Linked DNA regions of Homo sapiens: region 2 is linked to region 1. Evidence: read pairs that join two places in POLR2A ChIA-PET (ENCODE). Cell type or tissue: OCI-LY7. All regions are shown on one strand. Each heading gives the region's core, and the rest is flanking DNA. Links, peaks and the distances in the headings are about the cores only. Region 1 has its middle 14 kb from the start of LINC00598. Region 2 has its middle 23 kb from the start of FOXO1.

What was found. Peaks named below come from ENCODE experiments on the same cell type or tissue, not always from the same donor. Only the 100,000 strongest peaks of a DNase experiment are listed, where the experiment ranks them.
Region 2: POLR2A ChIA-PET joins it to region 1 with 5 read pairs; 2 of 35 experiments call an interaction of 5 or more read pairs at or near these places.

The regions. Positions count from the first base shown.
Region 1 is chr13:40,487,351-40,502,687 of GRCh38, forward strand. No RefSeq gene overlaps it. Among named protein-coding and RNA genes, the nearest start is that of LINC00598, 14 kb to the left of the region's middle. In OCI-LY7, for the core only: no CTCF peak of the experiment used is centred there; a DNase peak (open chromatin) is centred at 7,319.
Region 2 is chr13:40,681,635-40,696,971 of GRCh38, forward strand. No RefSeq gene overlaps it. Among named protein-coding and RNA genes, the nearest start is that of FOXO1, 23 kb to the left of the region's middle. RefSeq lists an enhancer at 1-569. In OCI-LY7, for the core only: no CTCF peak of the experiment used is centred there; no DNase peak of the experiment used is centred there.

The sequences.
Region 1 (15,337 bases), core at 6,331-8,830:
AGAAAGACAGGTGGCTGGGATGCATCCAAATGCATGAACGCACACATACGCACACGCAAACTTCTTTTTTAAAATTTATCTATTTATTTATTTATTCATTTATTTGAGACAGGGTCTCCCTCTGTCACCCAGACTGGAGTGCAGTGACGCCATCATAGCTCACTGCAGCCTCGACTCCTGCGCTAAAGTGATCCTCCCACCTCAGCCTCCTGAGTAGCTGGGACTACAGGTGCCCGCCACCACACCCAGCTAATTTATTTTTTATTATTTTTTGTAGAGACAAGGTCGGGCTGTGTTGCTAAGCTGGTCTCAAACTCCTGGCCTCGAATGATCCTCCCACTTCAGCCTCCCAAAGTGCTGGGATTATAGGTGTGAGCCCTCGTGCCCAGGCTCGAACTTCTTTGGTAGTGGGGTAAACAATGCAGTACAGAGAAGATGTGATTTAATTTGAAGGTGAAAGAGGGGAAGACTCCAAAAAAGGCTTTAGGGTAAAGGCAACTTAGGAAATGGGTCCTGTTAGGAGGAGAAATTTGGAGAGAATAATGCATGGAGGCATGAAGTTTCAAGGTGTTAGGAGCAGTGAGAATAAACCAGAGCTGGTGGCCTCTGGGGGAGGAGGGTAGAAAAGGCTTTCACGGGTCCATACTCAGGAGACACATACATATTCCATGCCCACTGCGTGCGCCAGAGCTATTGCGATGAGTCCAGGCCAGATCCCGGGCAGGCCTTCAATGCCATGCTAAGGGATTTGGAATTTATTCAGAAAGTAGCAAGGAGGCCATTCCTTTATTAGAATTATCTGTTTCCTGTCCACTGACCCACACAAATCTTTCAAGGAAGGAGGGAGATTGCAGTAGAAGCGTGCCCACCACCCCCTGGCTCTCCCACATTCAAGAGAATTGAACCAAATTGCTTCCTGCTGCCCTGTAACCCAGGCAGGGTCCACCCTCTCACAGCACACTAAAGTTAACAATAATACTCATAATAGCTAACGTAGCTCTGTTTGAAGTGCTTTGACTGTCTTAACTCATTTGATCCTCCTAGCAAGACTGATATCATTATTCTCCCATTTTGTGGATTAAAAACAAGACACCCAGCCATGAAGGAATGTACCCAAGATCCCCTAGCTAGTTAATGGACACATGGGTTGTGAACCCCAGCAGTTCTGGACAGAAGCTTTGCAAGTCAAGGACTAGAGATTTCTTTCTTTTTTTTTTTTTTTTTTTGAGACGGAGTCTGGCTCTGTCACCCAGGCTGGAGTGCAGTGGCGCGTTCTCGGCTCACTGCAAGCTCCGCCTCCCGGGTTCACGCTGTTCTCCTGCCTCAGACTCCCGAGTAGCTGGGACTACAGGTGCGCACCACCACGCCTGGCCAATTTTTGTATTTTTAGTAGAGATGGGTTTCACCATGTTGGCCAGGCTGCTCTCAAACTCCTGACCTCAGGTGATCCACTCGCCTCGGCCTCCCAAAGTGCTGGAATTACAGGCGTGAGCCACGGTGAGCGGCCCACAAGGACTAGAGATTTCTCTGCTAACACAGGGGAGGGGCCCAGCACACAAGTGGCCCGGGGCGCCTCAAGGGGAAGGCAAGTTGCCACGTGAGGGCTCTTGCGGGCAGGTTGTGTCAGAAGAAAGGTGCCTCTCACTGCACCAGGGGTCACAAAAACACCTACTGTCTTGTCTCACCTCCCTCCACGGAGGACAGTCTGGCCACTGTGGGACTGAACACCACCGGCTCCCAGAGGGCGCAGCAGCTTAGAAGACGCAACGCTGTGGCCAAATGCAGAGACCGCCTTGGGAGCTGTGTTCACGGAAGCGAGGGAAGATGGGGGCTGTCCTAGAGTATCGGGGATCCCAAACTGAACCAGCCGCCTCTCTCCTCTCCACAATCCACCCCTAAGAGAGGCACAGGGGCCCCGTCGGGGGTCGATGCTGGGGGTGGGCGATGGAGCTCCTTCAAAAGCTGCCTCTTCTTCTCCTCCCCCATCGTGGAACCGCGACTTCCTCCTCCACCTCTTTTCTTAGCCTGTGCCTGTTCTTCCTTTACAACCCACTGTCTATGTGAGCCCCACCTGGACCATGCCAGCCCAGAGGTTCAGAAATTCTGTGCAGAAATAAGGAGGGCACGCGGATAGCAGTTCTGGAGGATGTCTGATAATCCAAGGTCATCCAAAGATTTCTGTTGGAAAGTAGGGGGTCTGAAGTGAAAAGACCAAAATGAACTCATCCTGGATGTGGGGAAGGTGATGACAGCGTCTGTGCCAGACACTTCAAGTCTACGAATTCCTTCATCACCACCATTTTACAGATGAGGAGGGAGGCTAGGAGCTGAACAGCCAGCATGAGAACCGGGAGCTGTCTGATTCCAAAGCCCACGTCTCCTCTCCCTGCCACCCAGCCATAAGGAAGGATTTTTTTCCAACACTTAATCTCTCTCTGCCCAATAATGAAAGGCAGCTGCATCAGTATCTCTGCTTTCTGATCCATGCAGATGGGAAATCATCTAGAAAGCACATGCCTGGCACAAAAGCACTACTAACAGTCCTCATCCCCATGCTCTCTCTCCCTCCCCGTCTCCACCACCTCATGGGGCATCTGACCAGGAGCAACCTTCATCCCAAACCTTGCCTTCTTCGGAGGGGTGAAGGACCAAGAAAGAAGCTTCCTTGCCTTGGTGTGGACTGGAAAAGGAACAGCAATCTTTCCCCTTTATTTCCACCCACCAGAGCCTCTGGAAAATCCCATTTCTTCTGATAATGGTAGACAGAAGTTGTCCCTGCCTAAGAAGCTCTGAGGATACTGGTTGTAGCAGCAAGGTGTGGCAACAGGCACAGACCCTGGCAGGAAGCCAGATACACCACGTTGAAAACCTAACTCTGTCTAGGAGACCAACTTCTTCCAGGTCCCCTGGGGAGTCATTAAATTTCTGTGTCTTCATTTCCTCCAAGGTAGAAAGGGGTAATAATCTGACCTACCTCACCAGAGTGTTGTAAGTCGGAATAACTAATTAACGCTAGTGCAGCACTTTTGAAAGTAAAAAGCACTTTGCAATAATTAACGTGGTTTCTGCTTTCATCTCCTGCAGCCTCATAAATAGAGAGCTAGGTCCCAGATAGCTACAGATGGCAAGAAGCATGCCAGGCAGCCGGCTTTCCTGAGGAGCTACAAGGGCGGCTCTGTCAGGGCCATCAAAGTTGTCTTGGGGCTCCCGGCCACTGGAGACTGTTTCAAGCTGACAATTCCAAATCCATTTGCATCCACTTAGCTTTCCAGAGACTGAGGCATTTTTCAGTTACAGCAAACAACACATGAATGTGAAGCTCCAAGCAGGCAGCACAGGGCAAAAAGGACTACAAAGTCTCTGGGGCTGCTGCTGACTTGTCTTGAAAAATCAAAATGAACTTTTTTCTTCAAAGACTTTGCTTTTATTCATCATCATTATAAAAACAGTCAAGTCCTTGAGGTCTGCAGCTGCAGAGAATGCATACAAAATGGGCTCTCTGAGAAAAAAATATATATATATAATAATGATGCTCTAACACTCTTGTGAGCAAAGGGCCACAGGAGAGCCTGGGTTTGGAGTCCAGCCTTCACCTCCACTGGGCATATTTTGCCCGTTGGGATGTGTATGCCCCCAAAAAGGCACTGTCTTTATGAGGATGTTCATAGCTGGGGAGGCATCTTCCAGAAGGTAGAAGCATCTTTAGGTATGCAAACTGCTACACCCTGGAGGATGGTATCCCCTCTGCTAGCTGTCACCAGTACCCCAAAATGTAACACAGCTTTCATCAGTATATCACAGAGACCGCGTTACAGGGGTTTGGGGGTTGTGAACCTGGTTGATTGGTGGAGTGCTTCAGGTCCACATCGTAAAAATGCTTCTGTGGGCTGGGTTGAGAAGCATGAGGCATAATAACATTTCTTTGCAAAGTGTATTGATTTCCAAGCGGCTGCCTTAGGATCTGGAATGCCGGCCACTCATAAGAGAAGGAACTGCCCTGAATTATGAGACACATGCTCCCTTCATTATTTCAGAGGGGAGGAATGCAGTTATCTTGAATTTCCTTGGATAGGTGGTGTTCCTTTCCTCCTTCTCTCCCTTCTTCCTCCTTCCCCTTCTACAGGCCATTCTGTCAGCTAATAGACCATTGGTGGCTAACAGGGACTTCTCAGAAGAAAGTTAGGGAGAAGCTTTACCAGAAAGTGGGGAGTTGGTGGGAGTTGGGTAGGGGTATGACTGGCTCTGTGGTACTGAAGAACACTTTTCCAGACTCCAAAATATGTTTGCAGGGAGGCAAGAAGGAACAGGAGCAAGATGGGGCCTCCAGACAACCTGGCATAAGTCCTCGACGCCAGGAGCATAAGAAGGAGAAGCAAGGAGAGAGAAGATCTAGAAGCAAGGGAACTTCCAGAGCCCCTTCTGATCAAGAAATTGATACAGCAGCCCCTGGGGGTCACAGACTGTCACTGAGACAGAAGCCTGTGAAAAGGACAGTGCTTAGTCCAGCAGTGGACTAGGCGAGTGGACAATGAGATGACCTAATCATGAGTTTTGGATGGGCTCAAGTGAGAAAAGAAGGTAGAGTAGAAATGATTTGTTTTGTATTCAAGATGAAAAGGCCACCCTCCCTTCTGCAGGGGAATGAATTCTTATATAGCTCGGATGTGTGTCTCCTACAAATCTCCTGTTGAAACATGACCTCCAGTGTTGGGGATGGGCCTGGTGAGAGGTGTTAGGATAGTAGGGGCGGATCCTTCATGAATGGCTTGGCGCCGTCCTCACAGGATTGAGTGAGTTCTCGCTATGAGTTCATGTGAGATCTAGCTGGGTAAAGGAGACTGCCGCCTCCTCCCTCCCTTGCTCTTGCTCTTGCTCTTGCCATGTCATGGGCCTGCTCCCCCTTCACCGTCTGCCATGAGCAGAAGCTTCCTGAGGCCCCCACCAGAAGCAGATGCTGGTACCAGGCTTTATGTACAGCCTGCAGAACCATGAGCCAAATAAATCTGTTTTCTTTATAAATTACCCAGTCTCAGGTATTCCTTTATAGCAACACAAATGGACCAACACAGATTCCCTTCCCTGAGAGCCAAGTGGTGCCACTGGAGAGCCCCTCCCAGATGCTGGTCCCCAGGGAGGGCTGCCGGGTGAGCCTGTGGGGGCAGGTGGCAGTCAGGCACGGACCTCGCAAGGCTGTGGTCCCAGCCACGTTCTTGAACTTCCTGCAGGGTCCCCTCATGGAGCTTCCCTCTGAGCATGGTGAAGGCCAGAACAGAACAAGAGGCAGCAGAAACCCTTGTCTTTCACTCTGATGAGTGTTGCATGGGGCTGATGCTGGAAACTGCTTCACAATCTCAACAGCATGGGTGCCGGCCAACTCCGAGGGATGTGACAATAGGCCAGCCTGTCCCAGGGCACATCGGCTGAATATCACCTCTCCACGGAGTGTCAGCCAAGTTTCCTTCTTTTAAAGAACATTTTGGCTGGACCCAGTGGCTCACGCCTGTAATCCCAACAATTTGGGAGGCCGAGGCAGGCAGATCCCCTAAGATCAGGAGTTTGAGACCAGCCTGGCCAACATGGCAAAACCCCGCTTCTACTAAAAACACAAAAATTAGCCAGGCATGGTGGCAGCGCCTGTAATCCCAGCTACTCCAGAGGCTGAGGCACGAGAATTGCTTGAACCCGGGAGGCGGAGGTTGCAGTGAGCCGAGATCGTGCCGCTGCACTCCAGCCTGGGTGAAAGAGCGAGAGACTCCGTCTCAAAAATAAGTAAATAAATAAAAATAAAGAACATTTTAAGATTAAATGACGAAACACACAAGCGGAAGATGTATGATGCTTGTGCTATATGGCTTTGCATGAGATCATTATCACCATCTTGTGCAGGGCAGCTTCTTGGGTGTGCAACCTCCCTAGGACTTTACATTTAAAAGGACCCCACACTTGGTTTAATGCTCTGCTGTTGCTGTCTTAATAATCATGCTGGAAAAAAGTGTCCCATGTTTTCATTTTGTACTGGAACCGGCAAACTATGTAGCTGGTCCTAGACTGGTGAGGTAAGAAATACAGGTATCACCAACTTCCCCATTTCCAATGAGGAGACTGAAGGATAAGGTGGTAAAATGGATTCCCTAAAGACACCCCGCTAGTAAGCAGCTAACTGCAGCCCCAGGTCTCCCTAGTGCAGTATCTAGTCTGATGCATGAATGTAATGAGCCGTTTCTGAGCACCTGCCCAGCTCAGGACAGTGACTTCATCCCTGCCCCATGCCTTCTATCGTGAGCCCCTTACACTGCTTATACCACTTGAGACTCCCCAGGCTCGAACTGATGCCCACGCCTGGCCAAGCTGGGCCAGTCAGATGGTCTCTCCAGGGAATCTAAAACTTGCACCTAGAGGGACAGATGACAGAAGGGATAGAAGGGGCATCCAGAGCCATCGTGAGAACAGAGGAATGGCAGGTTCAGGCACAGGAAAATCACATGAAGCCTTCTGCATCTCCCACTCTCCCTTCCACATCCTAAATTCATGGGTCCCAAGGAGACACGGTCTAGAGGAAGGCTGGGGTCTCCCATACGGCCAAATGATAATAATCCAGGAACCTAAAGAAAACTGCTTCATGTGTCCTCACCTATGGTCAAAAATCTGCCAGACCTGCTGGGAGAGAAAGTTACAGGAAGATGGAGAGTAGTGGCTGGCAACATCTACCGCTTCATATTTACAAACATATGTAGCATTTCCTATGTGTTAGATTCCCTTCTACATGTTTTACATCTATCAGTTCATTTAATTCCAACAACACTATGAGATAGGTATTATTATCATCAACTCTAGTTTATAGGTAAAGAAACCGAGGCACAGAGAGGTTAGGTAACTTGCCTGAAGAAGTCACACAGCTTGCATGAAGTAGGGCCAGGATTTAAACCCAGACAGTCTGGCTCCAGAGCCTAGGTTTTTAACCCTCTCACAAGCTGCCTCTCAAAAGTATTATTCTGGCCAGTCTGAAATAAGCAACATGCAATTTCCACTTTTAAGTTTCATTTTACCTTCTCAAAATGCAGTGTCTCAGAAGTCTTGACTATTTGAAATCAATAAGGCCTTTGAGTAGTCAAAAGGGATGTTACAAAGACTATACACAAAAGCGTGAATATTCAGTCCCTCCGATTCCCACTCAATGCCTATTTACTCAATCTCTCTCTATCTCCCTCCTTCTGTCTCTCCCTCCCTTCCTCTCTCTCTTACTTACACACACACACACACACAGAGAGAGAGAGAGAGAGAGAGAGAGTTTTGTTATCCACTTTCAAGCTCCCAGTAAGTGAGAAGGAAATGATAGTTCGCTGCATGCAAGCATGCTGACAGTATCAAGAAAACATTACTATGAGCCTGGCAGTAAAAGAGGAGACAGAAAAACCCTAAAATCAATTCTAAAACTTACAAAGCACGGCAGCAGGGCTTCATAGAATAATGTTCAAACAGCCCTAAACATCTTCATCCTCTATCCCAACTTTTTATTATACAAATAGCCTTCTCTTGGTGGTTAAGCCATTTCCAGCAAGGTTATCAATGATTTGCAGATGAAGAAATCTTGATTCAATGAGCAGCTGAGAAGATTTGCTACATTCAGTAGATGACATTTAAAAAGGTGGAGGAATATGTGCTACATTTTTTAAGGATTTACGTCTAAAATGGTTACTCTAGAAAAAAAGTTTGAGAGCTTAAGTGGGTAGACAGATATTTTTATTTCTTTGTTGGTTGGTTGATTGGTTAGTCGACGGGGAGGTGCTTGTTATTTTGGGTTTGTACTATATGTTGGTTTTCTAAAAAAACACAGTTGCCCTTTAAAAGAGTCATGTGCTGTCTAGTTTACCACAGTCCCCACCCTTCCTTCTTCATATTGAATTTTTGTTTTAAGATAATGGTAGGTTCACATGCAATTGTACAAGATAATTCAGAGAGATCCCATGTTCTTTTTACCCAGTCTCCCCCTAATTGTAACATCTTGCAGAACTCTAATACAAGATCACAACCAGGATATTGACAAGGACAGTCAAGACACAGACAGTTTAGTCACCAGCAGGATCCCGCGGGATAGGCACACCCATCCTTATCCTGCTCCTCCTCAGCCCCAGGCAAAGGCAAACACTAATCTCTTCTTCAATTCTATAATTTTGTCAAATGGAGAATGTTATCGAAATGAAATCATGCAGTATGTGGCCTTTGGGGTTGGTTTTTTCACTCATCGTAATTCCCCGTAGATTGATCCATCTTGTTGCAGGTATCAATAGTGCGTTGCTTTTACTGGCCAGTAATAGTCCACGGTGGTTTGTTTACCCAGCCACCCACTGGAGGACACAGGCACCGTTCTTTTTTGCTTTTTTCCCAGACGGTTTCCTCATTTATCTGACCTGCCTTGCCCCGTGGACATTTGAACTTCCAATCCCCAGGGTGGTGTCTCACCTAGGATGGGAAAACTATCTGAATCCAAAAGATATCCACAATGACTCGCTTCCTCTCAGGGTAGAGCTTTCAGTCTCTCCTCTCTGTGGATTATTCATGGCCACAGTTTTAATCCCAGGGAGGACAGCTTCCCCAATATATAACCGGCTCTGGCCCCTTATTATTAGCTGGTGTGTACTCAGGAAATGCAAAACTGGAACCAATATAAACAGGATAATAGATAGATAGCACCAAAAGCCACTCAAACATAAATATGGAAATTCCTTAGGGAGCACCTGTGCTTTGTGTTCTGCCTTCTGGTAGCTCATTTTGTGAGCATAGATAAGCAGGGTCAAGTCCATTGAGAACTCTCTGTGCCTTATCTTTTACCCATCCTATCTCTCACTGATCCCAGGGAGACTTCAGAATGCTCCTGGGTTACATACTTCATTCTGTCTCAGTGAATTCCTTTTTTTCATCTGGCTAACTTCTGGGACATATCATCTTTGTTTTTTAAATATCTCACTCTTGGTATGAGATAAATTCTACTGGCCCTAAAGCACTTGAAGTGTCTTATATAACATATTTCATTCAGTAAATATCTTCTGAGCACCTGTTCTATGCCATGACTGTACTTAATGATGACATAAATTAAAATTCTTTAACTCACAAAATAAATTCTCTAACTCAGCCACTAACAGAGTCGTAAATTAGGGTTCTCCAGAAAATGGCCAACATGCTGGGTCCCCACTGCCAGCATCTCATCTGTAGTGGATGACTCAAAACATTCTCGATTGAGCTGACTTGCTAGGATCTATTTCAGGAATTGGATATGTGTGGGTTGGATCAGTCTGCTCAGCTAGGTCCTGGCAGCAATAACCTCCTCATTCCACCACAATACATTTTCCAATCATTCTTCACCTGGATTACTGGCAACGCCGCCTGAACGACTCCTCCTATCAACGTTGCTCACCGGCCATTCCTTTGACACTGAGGACTGTACTACGCACCAAGCACTGGGAATTACAGCAAGAGCACCATTTTGTTTGGCCCCACGATGTTTGGGAAAATAAATATGACTGCAACGTAAGTATGACTATCATTCCTGTTTTACAGAAGCACCTGAGGGGCAGAAAGCTGATAGGACCTCAAAATCCCAGAGTTGATCAATTGGAGCAGGAATTCAAACTCAGGTCTCTCTGACATCAGAGCCCATTCTCTGGGGACTTGGCCAGACCACTTTTCCAGCCCCAAAGTCCCAGAAAAGACCTTCGCCCACCTCCCTGATAAGACAAATGCTTATCACCGATCTTCCTAGAAAAGAAGAACCCAGTTTGGTCCTCCTCTTAGAGGGTTCACTTAATTTCACTCCTCTAACACTGCAAATCAAGCTCTCAGGAAGCCGACTTCAGATACAGACTTGGGTCCAGGACAGTTCCTAAGGAGTGATGTGTGGATCACAACCAGTGGGGGAGTAAAGAAAGGACTGGGTGCAGGGGGATGTTGAACTTCAGTGCAGTCAGAGTTCAAGCCTCAGCGTACCCAATGGGAACACTGAAAATGGCCCAAGTTAAGTCAAGGAGACCGTGCCTTTGTACCCCACACCAACCAGGCACTGGGTGCAGACTGCCCCAGGAAGCAGATCTGACCTTGGCCCACGCGAATCCCAGGGAGGGACTCAGCTGAGAGCTGTCTGCCGCCCCGCAGCTGGGGAATTGGGCAGTGCACTCCGGCATCCATTAGGCTTAACTCCAGTTTTCTTTCTGTAGCTCTTCTATCTTATAAAACCTCTAAATTGGGTCCAAGGAGAAGTCAAGTCAATTTTGTACATTTTTCCTACATTCTTCTTCTAAAGATCCCAGTATTCATTTTTCAATTCATTCTTTCCTCTTTCTCAATAAAGATAACAAGCTTTCTCTCCACTGCCTCTACTTACCTGAGAACAAATCAGGAAAATTGTTTCCCTGGATCTTCAGAGCTGTGACCTCTGGAAAGGTGCCCTGGGGGTGAGTTCTGCCGCTAGAGCCTGGGGTGAGCCTCTTCCTGTCTGCTCCAGCTGCCCTCTTCCTGGTGCCTCTGGCCTTCTCTCTCCATCCCCCTCTCCTTTCCAACCCTCTGTTCCTGCCTATGCCCTTCTTGCCCTTCACCCGGACCATGGCCACAGCATCCCACCATCCCCAGTCTTGCCCCCACAAATCCACCCTGCGCCCCTCCTGCTGCCCTAGAGATTTTTCTAGATGCAAACCTCCCATGTGCCTGGTTCACCCATTGTTTCCACGATGAGAGTCACATTCTTTACCCTCACATTCAAGACTCTCTTGATCTGGCCGTGCTGACCTCTTCAGCTTCTTTTCTTTTTTTTTTTTTAAGTTCTAGGATACATGTGCAGAATGTGTAGGTTTGTTACACAGGTATGCATGTGCCATGGTAGTTTGCCACACCCATCGACCCATGATCTACATTAGGTATCTCTCCTAATGCTATCCCTCCCCTAGCCTGGCTTCTTTTCTTGATAGCCCCTCCCCACAATTATACACATATGCACACACACACATGCACACATGCATGCACACACGCACAGACCTGTGCACACATGCACATGCCACATGCACACATCATTCTGATGATGCTGAACTGTGCTTGGTTTTTCCTCATCCACCACATTACTCCTACCTCCATGCCATTCCCCACAAAGTTCCTTCCATCTGACGTGGCTTATCTTTCCTACACCAGGTTAACTCCTTCAAGATCCAATTAAGGTGTTTTCTCCTTCAGGAAGACTTGCTTGCCAACAGAAGCTGGACTACAGCAACTTCCTGCCCGCAGCCTGGTTTCCACAGCACTCAGACTTGCCTTTACCACACCCCTTATTATTCGGAAGTGTCTGCCATCACTGCCCTGCCATGCCCCTGCAGGCAGGAGAGCATCTTTTCTTTTTCTGTGTCCCTCATGCCTGGCACAGTATAGGAACTCAAGTTAAGCTTGTTGACCTGAACAGACCGAACTGCCTCTTCAGCATCCACACCAGCTATTTTCTGCATGTCCTCAACTCTCTACCTCCTTCCCCTTCAGAATTCTGGCTTGCCCCATATGTGCCCATTTTCTCTACTTCACAAGGTGAGTATTCAGCACAGTTGTGCTGCACATTAAGTAAAACTGGTGTTAGGAAAAGTCTGCATTGTTAAAAAAAAAAAAAAAGTAAGGGTGATTGTTGCTCTTTATAAAAGGCTGCTAGCCTTGGTTTCTTTAACAAGGAAACTCCAAGCAGTCACAAAGAGTACATGCCTGCAAATGCCAATCTTCAAACTGAATGTGATTACCTTGGGATGCCTGTACTGTCTTCTTTATTTTTTTTTATATTATTTAAATTTTATGTAATGAGAATGTCTCACACATTCAAAAAAATAAAAAAAAAACCAGAAATCTATTTTCATTGTGGGAGAAACATGGAAAAATAATAGGCTTCCTGGTGACTTTTTTTTAAATCTCCAAATAGATTAAAAAAAAAAAAGTAGGGCCAGGCCTGGTGGCTCACACCTGTAATCTTGGCACTTTGGGAGGCTGAGGCGGGTAGATCAACAGAGGTCAGAGTTCGAGACCAGCCTGACCAACATAGCGAAACCCCATCTCTACTAAGGATACAAAATTAGTCAGGTGTGGTGGCACAGGCCTGTAATCCCAGCTACTTAGGAGGCTGAGGCAGGAGAATCGCTTGAATCTGGCAGAGGCTGCAGTGAGCTAAGATCACGCCATTGCACTCCAGCCTGGGCAACGAGAGTGAAACTCTATCTAAAAAAAAAAAAAAAAAAAAAAAAAAACCCAAATCCCTTAATCTCTAGGCTCACTAGCAGGAACAAATTGCACATTTGTAGGACTCTATGCCCAAATGCATTTTAAATCATTCAATTCGAAAACCGTTTCTTTCACTATAACTCTCCAAGAGCCAATGTTTTAGAAACAATGTTAGCCATCCGGGCACTATTGTGACACTGAAGATGTAGACAAGCAGCAAACTCACAGCCAAGGAGCCTCAAATCCCAATCCACACAGTAAAGTAACTCTCTCAGCAAGTCAATGGCACTCGTTGAACCTCCACTGCTTTGACTGTAATGAGATCATCTCTGCACCCCCCACAGCTTTCCAGTAAAAGGGGGAAAAAAGACAACATATGTACACTTGCTTTAAAAAGTAAAAGGCTAGGCCGGGCGCAGTGGCTCGCGCCTGTAATCCCAGCACTTTGGGAGGCCGAGGCGGGCACATCGCGAGGTCAGGAGATCGAGACCATCCTGGCTAACACAGTGAAACCCCGTCTCTACTAAAAATACAAAAAATTAGCTGGGCGTGGTGGCAGACGCCTGTAGTCCCAGCTACTCGGGAGACTGAGGCAGGGGAATGGCATGAACCCAGGAGGCGGAGCTTGAAGTGAGCCGAGATTGGGCCACTGTACTCCAGCCTGGGCGACAGAGCGAGACTCCATCTCAAAAAAATAAAATTAAATTAAAATAAAAGACTAAAGTCACCGAGATAACAAGCGGCAGAGGGGTTAGGATTACTAATAATGTGCCAGTAGCAGCCATTCCCCTATCCCTTGCAGTCGCTGCCCTGTCCCTGTGAGTTCAGCCATCCTTGTGTGGATTCTCCCTTCCCTGCAGGCTGCCCTCCAAATGCTGTCCTCCATCCTCATCAGGCAGGACTGATTCCCAAGCTTCAGTGCTTTCTGCCCATCCCTCCTTCAGGTATCAACCCCGGACGGCACTGACTTTTTACACTAACAGGCAAAAATCACCAGCTGAACGGGAGCCTAAAACTACATACTCTTTCCTAAACATACATGTTTTTGTTTGTACTTTGTCATATTATTTTTTAGGGAGGGGTATCTCAAAAATCATTTTAAAGAAGCATTTGATTGCCCAATCTGGAGAATTATTTTCTTAACAAGTTTTAGGACATAAAGAGCCACATCATCTATTGGCTTACATCTTCCAATAGAGAGACTAAAAATCACTTTCACCTATATTAAATCCCATTACATCCCTGCTAGGTAGGAGGCAAATTGTCTCAAATGCATGAGTCTTCTGCACCATGGATGATATGGTTTGGCTGTGTCCTCACCCACATCTCATCTTGAATTGTAGTTCCCATAATCCCCATGTGTTGTGGGAGGGACCCAGTGGGAAGTAATTGAATCATGGAGGCGATTACCTCCATGCTGTTCTCATGGTAGTGAGTGACTTCTCACAAGATCTGATGTTTTTATAAGAGACTTTTCCCCCTTTGCTTGGCACTTCTCCTTGCTGCGGCCATGTGAAGAAGGACGTATTTGCTTTCCCTTCCATCATAATTGTAAGTTTCCTGAGGCCTCCCCAGCCCTGCAGAACTGTGAGTCAATTAAATCTCTTTTTACAAATTACCCAGTCTTGGGTATGTCTTTACTAGCAGCGTGAGAACAGACTAATACAATGGATCATCAAGTATCTTGGATTTAATCCCACAGCCTGTGAGTGAGGGTGGTCAGGCTAGAACTAGAAGCTCCATGCCAGACCTGCTTAGTCCACTGGACCAGGCATCCACTTTTTTTCAGTAGCTAAGAAGATGGCAGGGAACATATCTGTTAATAACAAAGTGAACACCATCTTTAAGATACTCCCCAGGGCATTTATCCTAAAGAAAGGAAATTGATATACCGAAGAGATACCTACACCCCCATGTTTACTGCAGCACTATTCACAATAGCCAAGATTTGGAAGCAACCTAAGTGTCCACCAACAGATGAGTGGATAAAGAAAACAGGGTATATATACACAATGGAATAGTATTCAGTCATAAAAAAAAAGAATGAAATCTTGTCATTGGCAGCAATGTGAATAAGCCTGGAGGACATAATTTTAAGTAAAATAAGTTAGGCACAGAAAAATAAATTCCATATTTAAAAAAAAAAAGATTGAGCTTAGAGAAGCAGAGAGTAGAGTTGTGGAGATTAGGGTGGGAATGGTAGTGGGGAAGGGAGGATAGGGAGAGGTTGGCTAATGGACACAAAGTTACAGCCAGATGGGAGGAATAAATTCTAGTGTTCTGTAGCACTGGGTAGGGTGAATACGGTTAACAATAATTTAGTGTTATTTTCAAAAGCTAGAAGAAAGGATTTTGAATGTTCACAACACAAAGAAATGATAAATGTTTGAGGTGATGGAAACGCTAACTATTCTGATTTGAGTATTGCACACCATATGTTGAAATATCACCTGTACCACAGAAATATGTACAATTATTATGTGTCAACTAAAAATAAAATGAAAAGAAAAAATATATTCTCCCAGGACCTGGCAGCAAATATCCCATTGAAAGAAAACCGGATTCCCAATTTTGCTTTTATAAAAATCTCTGATATTCATCTTCTCGAGCAATAATAGCATCTTTGTCTAGGGAAAAAACATCTGGTTTATTTATATGGTTTGACTTATATCTGGTAAGGAGAGGAGTAGCAGGTAGTCAGTGCTCATGAGTATCATGGAATCAGTACAGTGGAGCAATTAAGAGCTTAGACTTTAGAGTCTGAAACACTAGGGTCCCTTTCCCAGTTCAGCCACTCATGCACCATGTGGACACAGACTAGTTACTTATCCTCTTATTGCCAACACCTGACTCAGAGTGTTGGCAATGAAATGACTTCATGAAAGCCAAGTGCAGGATAAAGAACCTCGTGCATAGTGAGCATATAAAACATTATCATCATCATCATCATCAGCCATCAACAACCGCAAACTTCCAATCGCCTGCTACATTCAAAGACCTGCCCAAGGCACTGAGAGATGTTCACAGTTCTTTTTAGGAAGAATGTTTGAGAGATTTGAGAGGTATTTGTCAAGTATAACAATGGATTTAAAGATATCCAGGAAAA
Region 2 (15,337 bases), core at 4,238-6,737, 190 kb after region 1:
CCGATCTCTAAAACTTCATCTCCGTGCTTTCCGTTCCTTTGCCAACCACCTGTTCAGGCTGATGATGACATTTAATGAATCTCCTTCCTTCCTAGTCTTGATAACAGCACAGGTCCCTCACCATACGAAGAGAAACAGCCTTTCAAGAACCTGCTTTGGAAATTGGCACTCTCGACATACAACTGCATTCCTTTCAGCTCACATTACTGCAGCTGCTCCAGTGCCAGCATCTAAACCATCTCATCTTGTGTCCAGTGCAGTGAAATCACCTTGTGGGGAGAGCAGTCAATGTGTTGGTAGGGACCAAGGGCCGAGCCTACCCCACTGGGAACTGGCTGGGCTGGGCCCTGTGTTTGATAGAAATCCTAACATATTCAGAGCCATAGGAATTTTCTTTTTTCTTATGCTGATAGTTTACTTCCATACTACTAAAATTTGCAAAACAAAATGCCACAGGCTAGGCTAAATACAGTGCACATTCTATCTCTCTCTCTTTTTTTTTTTTTTTTACATTTTTTTGAGACAGAGTTTCACTTTTGTCGCCCAGGCTGGAGTGTAATGGCATGATCTGGGCTCACTGCAACCTCCATCTCCCGAGTTCAAGCAATTCTCCTGCCTCAGTCTCCCAAGTAGCTGGGATTACAGGCACCCGCCCCCAACCATGCCTGGCTAATTTTTTTTTTGTATTTTTAGTAGAGATGTGGTTTCACCATGTTGGCCAGGCTGGTCTCAAACCCCTGACCTCAGGTGATCCACCTGCCTCGGCCTCCCAAAGTGCTGGGATTACAGGCGTGAGCCACCGCGCCGGCCATAGTGCACATTCTCACATGCGCTGCATGGCCACAGGGAAAGGCATAAGCTTTCTTGTCCCCCTCCATCTGATATAAATAAATAATCCAAGAAACAGAGCATTTACTTTTTCAGGACCAGATTTATTCATGGTATTGGCTGCTCTTCTGGTAAATGAGCTCGGCTTCCAGGAATCAAGCCTGCCCACGTAAACATGGCACCCCGACCCCTGAGAATGTTAGCTGGCCACTCCTCACCATATACTCCTGCCATACCACAAGTGGATGGCTAAATGGTTCACGCCCAAACTGTCATCTATCTAGAAGCTATTACAATCTAGATTTTTAAAGTTACGTATTCTAGATCCACAAAAGGTACAACAGACTAAGTGCACTTAAGTTTTGCAATTTGTTTCAGCTTGAAGGATTTCCATACGTAATTGCCCACAGTTGTTATGCAGTGTCAGAGAGCTAGCACAAAAGGCGGTCTCCCTGAGACATAAACCAATCTAAACAGAGCTGTCACTATAGTTTTTACACAGATGATGATTCTCCCTTCTGCAAATTTAGGTCATGGTAATCTGTCTGTTACTTTTGATCTTCCCATTGAACTATGTTTCTCCATCTTGCTAGTGTCTTCGATCGTTTTCTTTTGTGAAGGGGCAAAAGAAAAGTTATCCAAAAATTCTTTTTCCACTCTGGTAAAAGTAGTTTTAAGATAATACTAAAAAGTAATGTTTTATCGCCCTCTACTGGTATATGACATTAATAGCCATTTGCAAAAAAGTTAACTTTTAGAGAAAAGGTAATAAAATTCAGAAAAGTCAAAAAAAAAAAGAGCCTTTTATGTGCCTTTAACATTTGTCTTATTTTTATTTTTATTTTTTTGAGATGGAGTCTCGCTCTGTAGCCCAGGCTGGAGTGCAGTGGCATGACCTTGGCTCACCGCAACCTCTACCTCCCAGGTTCAAGCAATTCTGCCTCAGCCTCCCAAGTACCTGGGATCACAGGCACGTGCCACCACACCCAGCTAATTTTTGTATTTTTAGTAGAGATGGGGTTTCACCATGTTGGCCGGGCTGGTCTTGAACTTCTGACCTCGTAATCCACCTGCCTTGGCCTCCCAAAGTGGTGGGATTACAGAGGTGAGCCACTTCGCCCAGCCAAAATTTTTTTCTTTTTCTTTCTTTTTTTTTTTTTTGAGATGCAGTCTCGCTCTGTCGCCCAGGCTGGAGTGCAGTGGCGTGATCTCGTCTCACTGCAACCTCCACCTCCCAGGTTCAAGCAATTGTCTTGCCTCAGCCTCCTGAGTAGCTGGGATTACAGGCGCACACTGCTACGCCTGACTAATTTTTTGTACTTTAGTAGAGATGGGGTTTCACCGTGTTGCCCAGGCTGGTCTCGAACTCCTGAGCTCAGGCAGTCCTCCCGCCTCGGCCTCCCAAAGTGCTGGGATTACAGGCGTGAGCCACCGTGCCCTGCAGTTTCATTTTTATAATATCTTAAGGTAACATAAATACTTTACCTTTTTTTTTTTTTTTTTTTTGAGACGGGGTCTCTCTCTTGCCCAGGCTGGAGAACAGTGGCGTGATCTTGGCTCACTGCAACCTTTACCTCCCGTGATCAAGCAATTCTCCTGTCTCAGCCTCCCAAGTAGCTGGGACTATAGGCGCCTGCCATCACACCCAGCTAATTTTAATTTTTGTATTTTTAGTAGAGACGGGGTTTCACCATATTGGTCAGGCTGGTCTCGAACTCTTGGCCTTAGGTGATCCACCCACTTTGGCCTTCCAAAGTCCTGGGATTACAGGCATGAGCCACTGCACCCAGCCATTTGCTTTGTTTTTTAAAATTTTTATTTATTTTAATATTTTTAGTAGAGATGGGGTTTCACCATGTTGGCCAGGCTGGTCTCGAACTCCCGGTCTCAAGTGATCTGCCTGCCTCTGCCTCCCAAGGTGCCAGGATTACAGGAGTGAGCCACTGTGCCTGGCCACTATTTTCATTATTGTTCATTATACAGGCATCTTTTAACATTAGGTATCTGACTTGTCTGCATCTTTTGTTCTAATATTGAGCTTTGCTGGGGGAAAAAAAGTTTATCAGTTGCATAATTTGGGGAAACTTTCTAAAGATACTTATTAAGAGAGAATTTCTCTTAGATATTCTCACTCTCTCTGAAGCATCTTTCTTTTAATTAATTAATTAATTAATTAATTTTTTTTTTTTTTTTTTTTTTTTTGAGACGGAGTCTCGCTCTGTCGCCCAGGCTGGAGTGCAGTGGCAAAATCAGGCTAACTGCTACCTTGACCTCCCGGTCTCAAGTGACCCTCCCACCTCCGCCTCCCAAGTAGCTGGGACTACAGGTGTGTTGCACCATGCCGGGCTAATTTTTTTAAAACTTCCTGGGCTGGTTGAAGCTTGCTTGCTTGCTTGCTTGCTTGCTTGCTTGCTTGCTTGCTTCTTTCCCTCCCTTCCTTCCTTTCTTTCTGTCTTTTCTTTTCTTTTCTTTGACAGAATCCCGCCCTGTTGCCCAGAATGGAGTGCAATGGTGTGATCTCGGCTCACTGCAACCTCTGCCTCCCAAGTTCAAATGATTCTCCTGCCTCAGCCTCCCGAGTAGCTGGGATTACAGGCTCCTGCCACCATGCCCAGCTAATTTTTGTATTTTTAGTAGAGACCGGGTTTCACCATGTTGGCCAGGCTGGTCTCGAACTCCTGACCTCATGATCCACCTGCCTCGGCCTCCCAAAGTGCTGGGATTATAAGCTTGAGCCACCATGCCTGGCCTAAAGCTATCTTTTTTTTTTTTTTCCTCCTGGGTTCAAGCAATTCTTCTGCCTCAGGCACGCGAGTAGCTGGGACTACAGGCACGCGCCACCACGACTGGCTAATTTTTTTTTTTTTTTTTTTTTTTGAGACGGAGTCTCACTCTGTTGCCCAGGCTGGAGTGCAGTGTCGCGATCTCGGCTCACTGCAAACCCTGCCATTTGCAATGGTTCAAGCCATTCTCCTGCCTCAGCCTCCCGAGTAGCTGGGACTACAAGCGCCTGCCACCACACCCAGCTAATTTTTTGTGTGTGTGTGTTTTTTTTTTTTTAGTGGAGACGGGGTTTCACCATGTAGCCAGGATGGTCTCGATCTCCTGATCTCGTGATCCGCCCGCCTTGGCCTCCCAAAATGCTGGGATTACAGACGTGAGCCACCGCGCCCAGACCTAATTTTTGTATTTTTAGTAGAGACAGGGTTTCACCATGTTGGCCAGGATGGTCTCGATCTCTTGACCTCATGATCCACCTGCCTCAGTCTCCCAAAGTGCTGGGCTTACAGATGTGAGCCACCGCACCTGGCGCATTTTTCTTATTAGTCTAAAACTAGAATCTTTGTTTCACTTGAGATAAAGGAAAGAAGTAGGCACTGGGAATGGATCAATCTTTAAAGAAATATTATGCTTTGAATTTCCATGAACAATTAGAATAACAATAGAAGGTGACTGATGAATAGCTATTATGATAAAACCCAAGTTTTCTATAAGGATAACAGACAAACATATCATGCCACATGAGATCAGTGGATGGAAGGGAACTAAGGCAAGCAGGGCCAGTGGTAAGGAGGAGTGTAAGAACTGGGACTAGAATGATTATGGATTAAATGGAAACAAAAATTGTCCCAAATAAAGCAACCACTGCTTTAAGCAGCAGTATAATTTTCAACATCAATTTGCACATAGTAACACTTTTTAAATTGTATTTAATTTTTAAATATTTATTTATTTATTTGAGACCAGGTTCTGAGACTGGCTAATTTTTGTATTTTTGGTAGAGATGGGGTTTCACCATGTTAGCCAGGCTGGTCTCAAACTCCTGACCTCAGGTGATCCACCTGCCTCGACTTCCCAAAGTGCTGGGATTACAGGCATGAGCCACCATGCCAGCCTCATCCTTTTTTTTAATCCTAATTTTGCTTTTAAAATTAATTGGAGGAGAAGCATTTGAAGTACACTTGTCATATAACTTTGATTTCTACCATTTATTTCCACCTCTTGCTTTTAAAATCTGTTAAGTGAGAAGTGAACATTTTATCAAGGCATATAGTTAAAATGTCCAAAACCATGGAATGTCTCAGTGTGTTCTGCCAAAATCTTAATTCTAGGTGTTTTAGCTTCAATTTTAAAAACTGCCATTATTAGCCATACTGTAGGAAAAAAAAAAAAAAGGATGCCTCAACTGACAGTTCTTCTAGAGCCAAACCTACCCATTATAATTTCACAGGAACTAGACAACTTGAAAACTGAGCTCATCTCCATGGTTTATTTCTCCTAAGGTCAGAAGGACAGTGAAAATTTGACTAACTTCAAATCTCAGCTTGTGTTCTAGGGAAAGGGAAGGCACAGGAAGAAGAATACTTCTTTTCTTTTTCTTTGAGATGGGGTTTCACTCTTGTTGCCCAGGCTGGAGTGCAATGACATGATCTCGGCTCACTGCAACCTCCGCCTCCCAGGTTCAAGCGATTCTACTGCCTCAGACTCCCCAGTAGGCTAGGATTCCTGGCACATACCATCACGCCCAGCTAATTTTTGTATTTTTAGTAGAGATGGGGTTTCACCATGTTGGCCAGGCTAGTCTCGAGTTCCTGACCTCAGGTGATCTGCTCACCTTGGCCTCCCAAAGTTCTGGGATTACAGGCGTGAGCCACCACGCCCAGCCAGAAGAATACTTTTTATGACCAAGCCTATTAAAATGCAAATCATTCCTACTGCATCCCATAGTTTTACTAAAATACCTGTCTCAAAAAAAGAATAACGAGAGCCTGACACCTATAAGCAACCGCATTAGGGCCTTTGCCGTCTTGTTGAACGGAAGGTAGGGTCTCCTTGTGCTAAAAGCACAACTCCTACAGGTGGGAAAAGTTGGAAACCCTGATTTAAAAAGCAGTTGCCCTGGGTTTGTTTCTGTTTTTGTTTTCTGAGTTCCACCACTAACTTACTTAGAGAAAACCTATGATTACACAGTTATTCCAGAAGAAATTCACTGATGCTTTCTTATCCCATGTTAAAAACTATGGTAGATACTCGAATGAGAGCTACCATTTAGTCCATGCTTACCGTGTGCCAGGCACCATTCTAAGTATTTCATTCATATTATCCAACATATCAGAAGTTCTACGTCGCTATCAAATAAGGCAACCAAGGCACAGAGGTGTTAAATAATTTATGCACAGTAACACAGCAAGTCAGCCATGGGACCAGACCTGCCATCTTGCTGATCTAACAGTAGGGCCCTGTGGCTGATGCTGTGCCCGCGGGTACAAAAGGAACACCATGGGCTGGGTGCAATGGCTCATACCTGTAATCTCAGCACTTTGGGAGGCTGAAGTGGGTGGATCGTTTGAGCCCAGGAGTTTGAGACGAGCCTGGGCAACATGGTGAGACCCCATCTCAATTAAAAACAGCAACAACAAAAGGAACACCAGGGCCAGTCCTTCCTGGAGAGCCTAGGAGGGAAGCCCAGAACAGCCAGCTTAGTCTTGGAGGACAGGAGGACAGGATGGTAACAAGTTTCCCAGTTAGAGAAGGAAGGTGGTACTCTAGCACGTGGAAAGGTACAGAGCTGTGAAGTTTGCCATTTAATCAATGCAGGGCCACCAAAGCCTTTTTTTTTCTTTTTTTTTTTTTTTTTTGAGACGGAGTCTCGCTCTGTCGCCCAGGCTGGAGTGCAGTGGCGGGATCTCGGCTCACTGCAAGCTCCGCCTCCCGGGTTCACGCCATTCTCCTGCCTCAGCCTCCCAAGTAGCTGGGACTACAGGCGCCCGCCACTACGCCCGGCTAACTTTTTGTATTTTTAGTAGAGACGGGGTTTCACCATTTTAGCCGGGATGGTCTCGATCTCCTGACCTCGTGATCCGCCCGCCTCGGCCTCCCAAAGTGCTGGGATTACAGGCGTGAGCCACCGCGCCCGGCCTCTTTTTTCTTTTTTTGAAATATGGTTTCCCTCTGTTGCCCAGGCTGGAGTGCAGTGGCATAATCATAGCTCATTGTAACCTTGATGTCCTGCGCTCAAACCATCCTCCTGCATCAGCCTCTCTAAGCGCTGGGATTAGAGGCATGAGCCACTATGCCTGGCCCTGAAAGACTTTGTAAATAAAAGGTTATCATTATCGACACTGTATTTTCACAGATCACTCTGGAGAAACTGATTTCTGTTGGGTTCTTTCATCCCCACTATTCTTGGGGAAGATACGAAGGTGATGCTTCGGAAGGAGATGCAAAGTGCTCCACATTATCTTCCTGTAGAACCACGCTCCAGTAAGTTATGTTTCCATTAGGGAGCCCACTTACCCCAATTCTGGATTTTGCTGGCTGTAGGCTAATAGATGTAGGATGATTTTACAGACTTGAGTGTGTTGAGCAGGTATGTGCAGGTGTGAGGACAGAGAAGGATCTGGGCTTTGATCCCTTCTGTATCTCTACCTGTGCTGAGGGCAAGATGAGGAAAACGGCCTGGGCAGCCCCGGGCTGAGCTATCAGTGGCCCTCAAGTGGAGAATTAAAGAAAACAGAATGGAAATGAGGAAGATTTTTTCAGAACAAGGAAGCAGACGGAGGTTTTCACCTACTTAGTCTATCATGTTATGATAGATTAATAAAGCCTTATTGTTTTGTTCTGTTTTCATCAAACATTTACTGGCTGTCAGCTCTGCCAGCCAGCATGCTAGCCACTGAAAATGAATAAGATGCATTTTAAGACTTTGGGACCTCTGCTTTAAAAATAAAAGGAAGCAAGCTCTTGGTTCTATTCTTCAGGCCACTGATTTGGTGGAGTCAAAAAGCATCACCCCAAGTATCGTTGATTGGAAACTATAACCATAGGTGATGGGTGAAAAACCCAGAAAAAGAAAAAACAAAGGATGATGAGAAAGAGGTACCGTGACATAATTTATTTATTTATTCATTTCTCTCTTTTTTTTTTTTTTTTTTTTTTGAGACAGAGTCTCGCTCTGTCGCCCAGGCTGGAGTGCAATGGCACAATCTCGGCTCACCGCAACCTCTGCCTCCCAGGCTTAAGTGAGTCTCCTGCCTCAGCCTCCTGAGTAGCTGGGACTATAGGCATGAGCCACCATGCCCAGCTAATTTTTGCATTTTTAGTAGAGGCAAGGATTTGCTATATTGGCCAGGCTGGTCTTGAACTCCTGACCTCAAGTGATCCACCTGCCTCGGCCTCCCAAAGTGCTGGGATTACAGGCATGAGCCACCACGCCTGGCCCCATGACATAATTTCTGTCTTAAAAAATATATCTTGAACCTGTCTGTCAGGTGGATACAGGACTTTAGACACCAACTTCCCCTTCTACATGAAGCCAACCTGCCCACAGCCCCTGCTCTGGGAAGCTGCCCTGGACTGAGCTGGACATGGTTGACCATAATCAGAGAAGAGGGACCAGAGGATCTGATCCAGGGCAGGACCTTGAGGTGGCCTGAAAGGATGGTTCTGGTCAATAGGGACTATGGTCATTACAAAGCCAGCCAGCCTGGCTCCTTCCATGTTGAAGTTTACAAGGATGAGACAACATTGGGCCAGGCATGGTGGCACATGCCTTTGGTCCCAGATACTTGGGAGGCTGAGATGGGAGGATCACTTAAACCCAGGAGGTCCAGGCTGCAGTGAGCTGTGATTGCACCACGCTCTCCAGCCTCTCCAGTCTCCAAGCAACAGGAGTGAGACTGTTTCAAAAAAAGAAAGAAAGAAAGACAACACTGTCCATTGGGTAAAGGGAGGAGGCCAGGCTACTATAGTGGGAGCATGAAGACCACGAGATCCAGACAGAAGAACTGGCCCTAGACCAGCCTTAGATCCAGGTCCAGTCCATGTGAACTTGCCACAAACCCTTTTTCTCTTAAAAAGGTTTGAGTGAGTGAGTCTTTGTTTTTGATATAACTAGCACCTAGCAACCATTCCAGAAACAGTGTGGAGGATGGGTTTGCAGAAGGCAGATTTTTGGCAACTCTGCATTTGATAAAAATACTTTATTGAACTCTTTCCAAATTATTACCGATTGCATTAGACACTGTCACATCTCCTGTAAGCTCTAAAATTTCAGGCACTTTCTCTTCACTTTGCACTCTGAGTGGCTAAGGTGATTTTTTTTTTTTTTTTTTTAGTCTCGCTCTGTCACCCAGGCTGGAGTGCAGTGGCACAATCTCAGCTCACTGCAACGTCCGTCTCCAAGGTTCAAGCAATTCTCCTGCCTCAGCCTCCCAAGTAGCTGAGATTACAGGCACGCACCACCACATCTGGCTAGTTTTTGTATTTTTGTAGAGATGGGATTTCGCCATGTTGGCTAGGCTGGTCTCGAACTCCTGACCTCAGGTGATCCACCGCCTCAGCCTTTCAAAGTGCTGGGATTACAGGCGTGAGCCACCATGCCCGGCCTCATGTTCTTTAAGCTTTGCATGTAGTGGGTCTTCTATAAATGTTTATTGAATTAGAAAGACTGCCAAAAGGCTCCTGGGACTGATAAATGACTTCAGCAATGTTTCAGGACACAAAATCAATGTACAAAAATCAGTAACATTTTTCTACACCAATAATGTTCAAGCTGAAAGCCAAATCAAGCATGTAATTTCATTTACAATAGCCACAAAAAATAAATAAGTAAAATACTTAGGAATACATCTAACCAAGGAGGTGAAAGACTTCTACAAGGAAAACTACAAAACACTGCTGAAAGAAATCACAGATGACACAAACAAATGGAAAAACATCCCATGTTCATGGATTGGAAGAATCAATATCGTTAAGATGGCCATATTGCCCAAAGCAATTTACAGATTCAATGCTATTCTTATCAAACTACCAATGCCATTTTTCACAGAATTAGAAAAAAAAAAACTATCCTAAAATTTATATAAAACCGAAAAAGAGCCCAAATAGCCAAAGTAATTCTAAGTAAAAAGAACAAAGTTATAGGCATCACATTACCTGACTTTAAACTATACTATATGGCTACAGTAGCCAAAACAGCATGGTACTGGTACAAAAACAGACATATAGACCAAAGGAACAAAGTGAAGAACCGAGAAATAAAGCTGCACACCTACATCTGATCTTTGATAAAGTTGACAAAATTAAGCAATGGGGAAAGGACTCCCTATTCAATAAATGGTGCTGGATGTAATAGCTGGCTAGCCATATGCAGAAGAATGAAACTGAACCCCTATATTTCACCACATAAAAAAATTAACTGAAGATGGATTAAAGATCTAAATGTAAGACCTCAAACTATAAGAATCCCAGACCAGGCTGGGTGCAGTAAGTCACGCCTGTAATCCCAGTACTTTGGGAGACTAAAGCAGGAGGATAACTTGAGCCCAGGAGGTTGAGACCAGCCTGGGCAACATAAGACCTTGTCTCTACAAAAAAAACAATTTTTTTTAATTAGCCAGATGTGGTGGCATGCACCTATAGTCTCAGCTATTTGTGAGGCTGAGATGGGAGGATCACTTGAGCCCAGGAGGTCAAGGCTGCAGTGAGCCCAAATCACACCACTGCACTCCAGCGTAGGTGACAGAGAAAGACCCTGTCTGAAAAAAAGAAGGGAAGGAAAGGGGAGGGGAGGGGAGAGGAAGGAAGGCTAGGAAACACTATTCTGTACATCACCCTTCGGAAACAATTTATGACTAAGTTCTCAACAGCAATTGCAGCCTGGGTGCAGTGGCTCATGCCTATAATCCCAGCACTTTGGGATGCCAAGGTGGGAGGATTGCTTAAGCTGAGAAGTATAAGCTGGGGCAACATAGGGATACTCCATCTCTATAAAAACATTTTTAAAATTAGCTGGGTATAGTGGCACATGCCTGTGGTCCCGCTACTCAAGAGGCTGAGGTGGGAGGATCACTTGAGCCCAGGAGGTCAAGGCTGCAGTGAGCCATGATCATGCTAGTAGTTTGAGACCAACCTGACCAACATGGAGAAATCCCGTCTCTACTAAAAATACAAAATTAGCCAGACGTGATGGTGCATGCCTGTAATCCCAACTACTCAGGAAGCTGAGACAGGAGAATCGCTTGAACCTGGGAGGCGGAGGTTGCAGTGAGCCGAGATCGCGCCATTGCACTCCAGCCTGGGAAACAAGAGAGAAATTCCGTCTCAAAAAAAAAAAACCTATCAAGAGCATGCGGACAACCTATAGAATGGGAGAAAATATTTGCAAAGTATGCATCAGACAAACAACCCCATTAAAAAGTGGACAAAAGTCCAGACACAGTGGATCATGCCTATAATCCCAGCACGTTGGGAGGCCGAGGCGGGTGAATCACAAGGTCAGGAGTTCGAGACCAGCCTGGCCAACATGGTGAAACCCCATCTCTACTAAAAATACAAACATTAGTGGGACGTGGTGGCGCATGCCTGTAATCCCAGCTACTTAAGTGGCTGAGACAGGAGAATTGTTTGAACCTGAGAGGCAGAGGTTGCAGTGAGCTGAGATTGTGCCACTGCACTTCAGCCTGGGCAACAAAACAAGACTCCGTGTCAAAAAAAAAAAAAGTGGACAAAAGATATGAACAGTCACTTCTCAAAAGAAGACATACAAGTGGCCAAAAAAAAATATGAAAAAATGCCTATCATATTAATCATCAGAAAAATGCAAATCAAAACCACAATGAGATACCATCTCACACCAGTCTGAATGGCTATCAATTACAAGTCAAAAAATAACAGATGCTGGCGAGGCTGCAGAGAACTAATTTACATTCCCACTAACATTTATACACTGTTGGTGGGAATGTAAATTAGTTCAACCACTGTAGAAAACAGTCTGCAGATTTCTCAAAGAACTTAGAACTACTGTTCAACTCAGCAATCCCACTACTGGGTATATATTAAAAAAAAAAATAGGCTGGGCACAGTGGCTCATGCCTGTAATCCCAGCACTTTGGGAGGCCAAGGCAGGCAGATCACCTGAGTTTGGGAGTTCGAGACCAGCCTGACCAACATGGAGAAACCCTGTCTCTACTAAAAATACAAAATTAGCCGGGCATGGTGGCGCATGCCTGTAATCTCAGCTACTCAAGAGACTGAGGCAGGAGAATCGCTTGAATCTGGGAGGCAGAGGTTGCGGTGAGCTGAGATCACACCATTGCACTCCAGTCTGGGCAACAAGAGTGAAAACTTCATCTCAAAATAAATAAATAGATAAAATAAATTGTTCTACCAAAAAAACACATTCATTCATATGTTCATCGCAGTGCGATTCACAATAGCAAAGTCATAGAATCAACCTAGGTTCCCATCAACAATGGAGCAGATAAAGAAAACGTGGTACGTATACACCACAGAATACTACACAGCCATTAAAAGGAATGAAATGGCTGAGTGCAGTGTCTCATACTTGTAATCTCACCACTTTGGGAGGCTGAGGAGGGTGGATCATCTGAGGTCAGGAGTTCAAGACCAGCCTGACCAGTATGGAGAAACCCTGTCGCTACTGAAAATACAAAAATTAGCCGGGCATGGTGGAGCATGCCTGTAATCCCAGCTACTCAGGAGGCTGAGGCAGGAGAATCGCCTGAACCCAGGAGGCGGAGGTTGCAGTGAGACAAGATTGCACCATTGCACTCCAGCCTGGGCAACGAGAGTGAAACTCTGTCAAAAAAAAAAAAAGGAATGAAAGCATGTCATTTGCAGCAACGTGGATGCAGCTAGAGACCAGTATCCTAAGCAAATTAATGCAGAAACAGAAAACCAAATACTGCATGTTCTCACTTATAAATGGGAGCTAAATGTTGGGTGCTTATGGACATAAAGATGGCAACAATAGACACTGGAGACTACTGGGGTGGGGCAAGGGTTGAAAAATGAACTATATTAGGCGCTATATTCAGTACCTGGGTAACGAGATAAATCATACCTTAAACCTCAGCATCATGCAATATAGCCAGGTAACAAACCTGCACATGTACCCTCTTAACCTAAAATAAGTTGAGATTATTTTATAAAAATGAGTAAGTATGGTGTATTTAAAGACAAAACTCTACTTCGTTCCTCATATATAAGCTTTTTGATCAACAGGAAATTCAGATTTCAGAAACATAGTGGAACTCTTGCTTGGAGAATTGAGATGATAAAATGTAAATGAAGCACTCAGCTTTCTGTCTGAATGTTAACTGTAGTTGCTTTTCTTCACTGAGCACCTGCCATGTGCAGGCTCAATGTTCTGCTCACTCCTTTTCTCCTCACAGCAAACTGCCATGAGGATTTGCACACCCTTTTTACAGATAAGGGAACTGAAGATTTTTTTTTTTTTTCTGAGACAGAGTCTCGCTCTGTTGCCCAGGCTGAAGTGCATAGACACAATCTCGGCTCACCATAATCTCCACCTCATGGGTTCAGGCGATTCTCCTGCCTCAGTCTCCCCTGTAGCTGGGACTACAGGCACGTGCTACCATGTCTGGCTAATTTTTGTATTTTTAGTAGAGACGGGGGTCTCGCCATTTTGGCCAGGCTGGTCTCGAACTCCTGACCTCAAGTGATCTGCCCGCCTTGGCCTCCCAAAGTGCTAGGATTACCGGCGTGAGCCACCATGCCCAGCCTGAAGCTGAACAATATTGAGTGACATACAAAGTCTCTTGGGTAGAAGGTGTGGAAGTTAGGGCTGTGAATTGAATATGTCTGGTAATTTTTCTGTCACACTCAACTTTTAATTTAACTGTCCCATCACAGCTTCCAAAGGGGCAGCCTAGCATGCCAATTACCCTTTACTCCACACATGCTCCCACAATAGCTAATTAGGTTGAGAGAGGGCACCTCACCCAAGGGGACCAATCCGCAGGGTGAGCAGTGACCCAGGATGTGGATTAGGAGAGAGGTTCTGCCCCAATGGAGACAAGATTGGCCAATTACATTTTGACTTTTTCAAGAATTTAAACTACGAGACAACAACATAATTATGAGCTGATGGTGGCCCTTCGAGCTGAGAGGTTGTGATGTAGACTTGAGAAGCCACAGTAAATGCAAGACAGAAGCAGCGATAAAAACAATTAGAGGCCGGGTACAGTGGCTCATGCCTGTAATCCCAGCACTTTGGGAGGCTGAGGCAGGAGGATCACCTGAGCCCAGGAGTTCAAGACCAGCCTGGGCTACATAGTGAGACCTCATCTCTACTAAAAATTAAAAAAATTAGTTCGGCGTGGTGGCATACACCTGTATTCCCAGCTACTTGGGAGGCTGAACCTGGAGTTTGAGGTTGCAGCAAGCTATGATCATGCCACTGCGCTCTAGCCTAGTGACAGAATAAGAGCCTGAGACCCTATCTAAAAAAAAAAAAAAAAAAAGCAATTGGAATTTCTCCAATATGATCTCTCATTCTCTCTCTCTCTCACACACACAGACACACACACACACACACACAAATCCATCCTTACTCTCTCTCTCTATCTGAGATGGGTGGATGGATGGATATTGTGAGAGTAATGTGAGAGGTGAGTAGAACAGACCAGAAACACAGCTTGTTGGACAAAAAGTCGACAACTGCATTCATGACACTATGCTGCCTTGAAACAAAGTACATCCACTTATATGGCAGGATCTTTATAATATTGGAGGACTTTCAAACTTGTGTTGTGCACAAATAATTTTCGTGTTTTTTTTTTTTTTTTTTTTTTTGAGACAGAGTCTTGCTCTGTCGCCCAGGCTGGAGTGCAGTGGCACGATCTCGGCTCACTGCAAGCTCCGCCTCCTGGGTTCACGCCATTCTCCTGCCTCAGCCTCCTGAGTAGCCGGGACTACAGGCGCCCACCACCACACCCGGCTAATTTTTTGTATTTTTTTAGTAGAGACCGGGTTTCACCATGTTAGCCAGGATGGTCTCGAGCTCCTGACCTCGTGATCCGCCCGCCTCGGCCTCCCAAAGTGCTGGGATTACAGGCGTGAGCCACCGTGCCTGACCTAATTAATTTTCTTTTCTTTTTTTTTTTTTTGAGACGGACTCTTGCTCTGTGGCCCAGGCTGGAGTGCAGTGGCGCCATCTCGGCTCACTGCAAGCTCCGCCTCCCAGGTTCACGCCATTCTCCTGCCTCAGCCTCCCGAGTAGCTGGGACTACAGGCGCCCCCCACCACGCCCAGCTAATTCTTTTTGTATTTTTAGTAGAGACCGGGTTTCACCGTGGTCTCGATCTCCTGACCTCGTGATCCGCCCGCCTCGGCCTCCCAAAGTGCTGGGATTACAGGCGTGAGCCACCTCGCCTGGCCTAATTAATTTTCAAATCATACCCATTTGAGGCTATAGAGCCAACATTCCCCCCTCTCCCCTTTTACACTGTGAGATGTTGTATTGTAGATGATACATTTTACAAGGCAAAGGCTTTGTTACTAGGAGGAGGAGATTAGGAACCCTGACACAAATCATCCTGAGAGCCAAAGGGGTTGTTAATGAAAGGATCACACTCACCTCTAAGTTCAAAGAGCAGGTAGACGAGGTTAACCTCACACTCTACATTTGCCCTTCAAATTCCTGAGAAACTTCCCAGGAACCTTTTCTCTAATTCTCAGATGT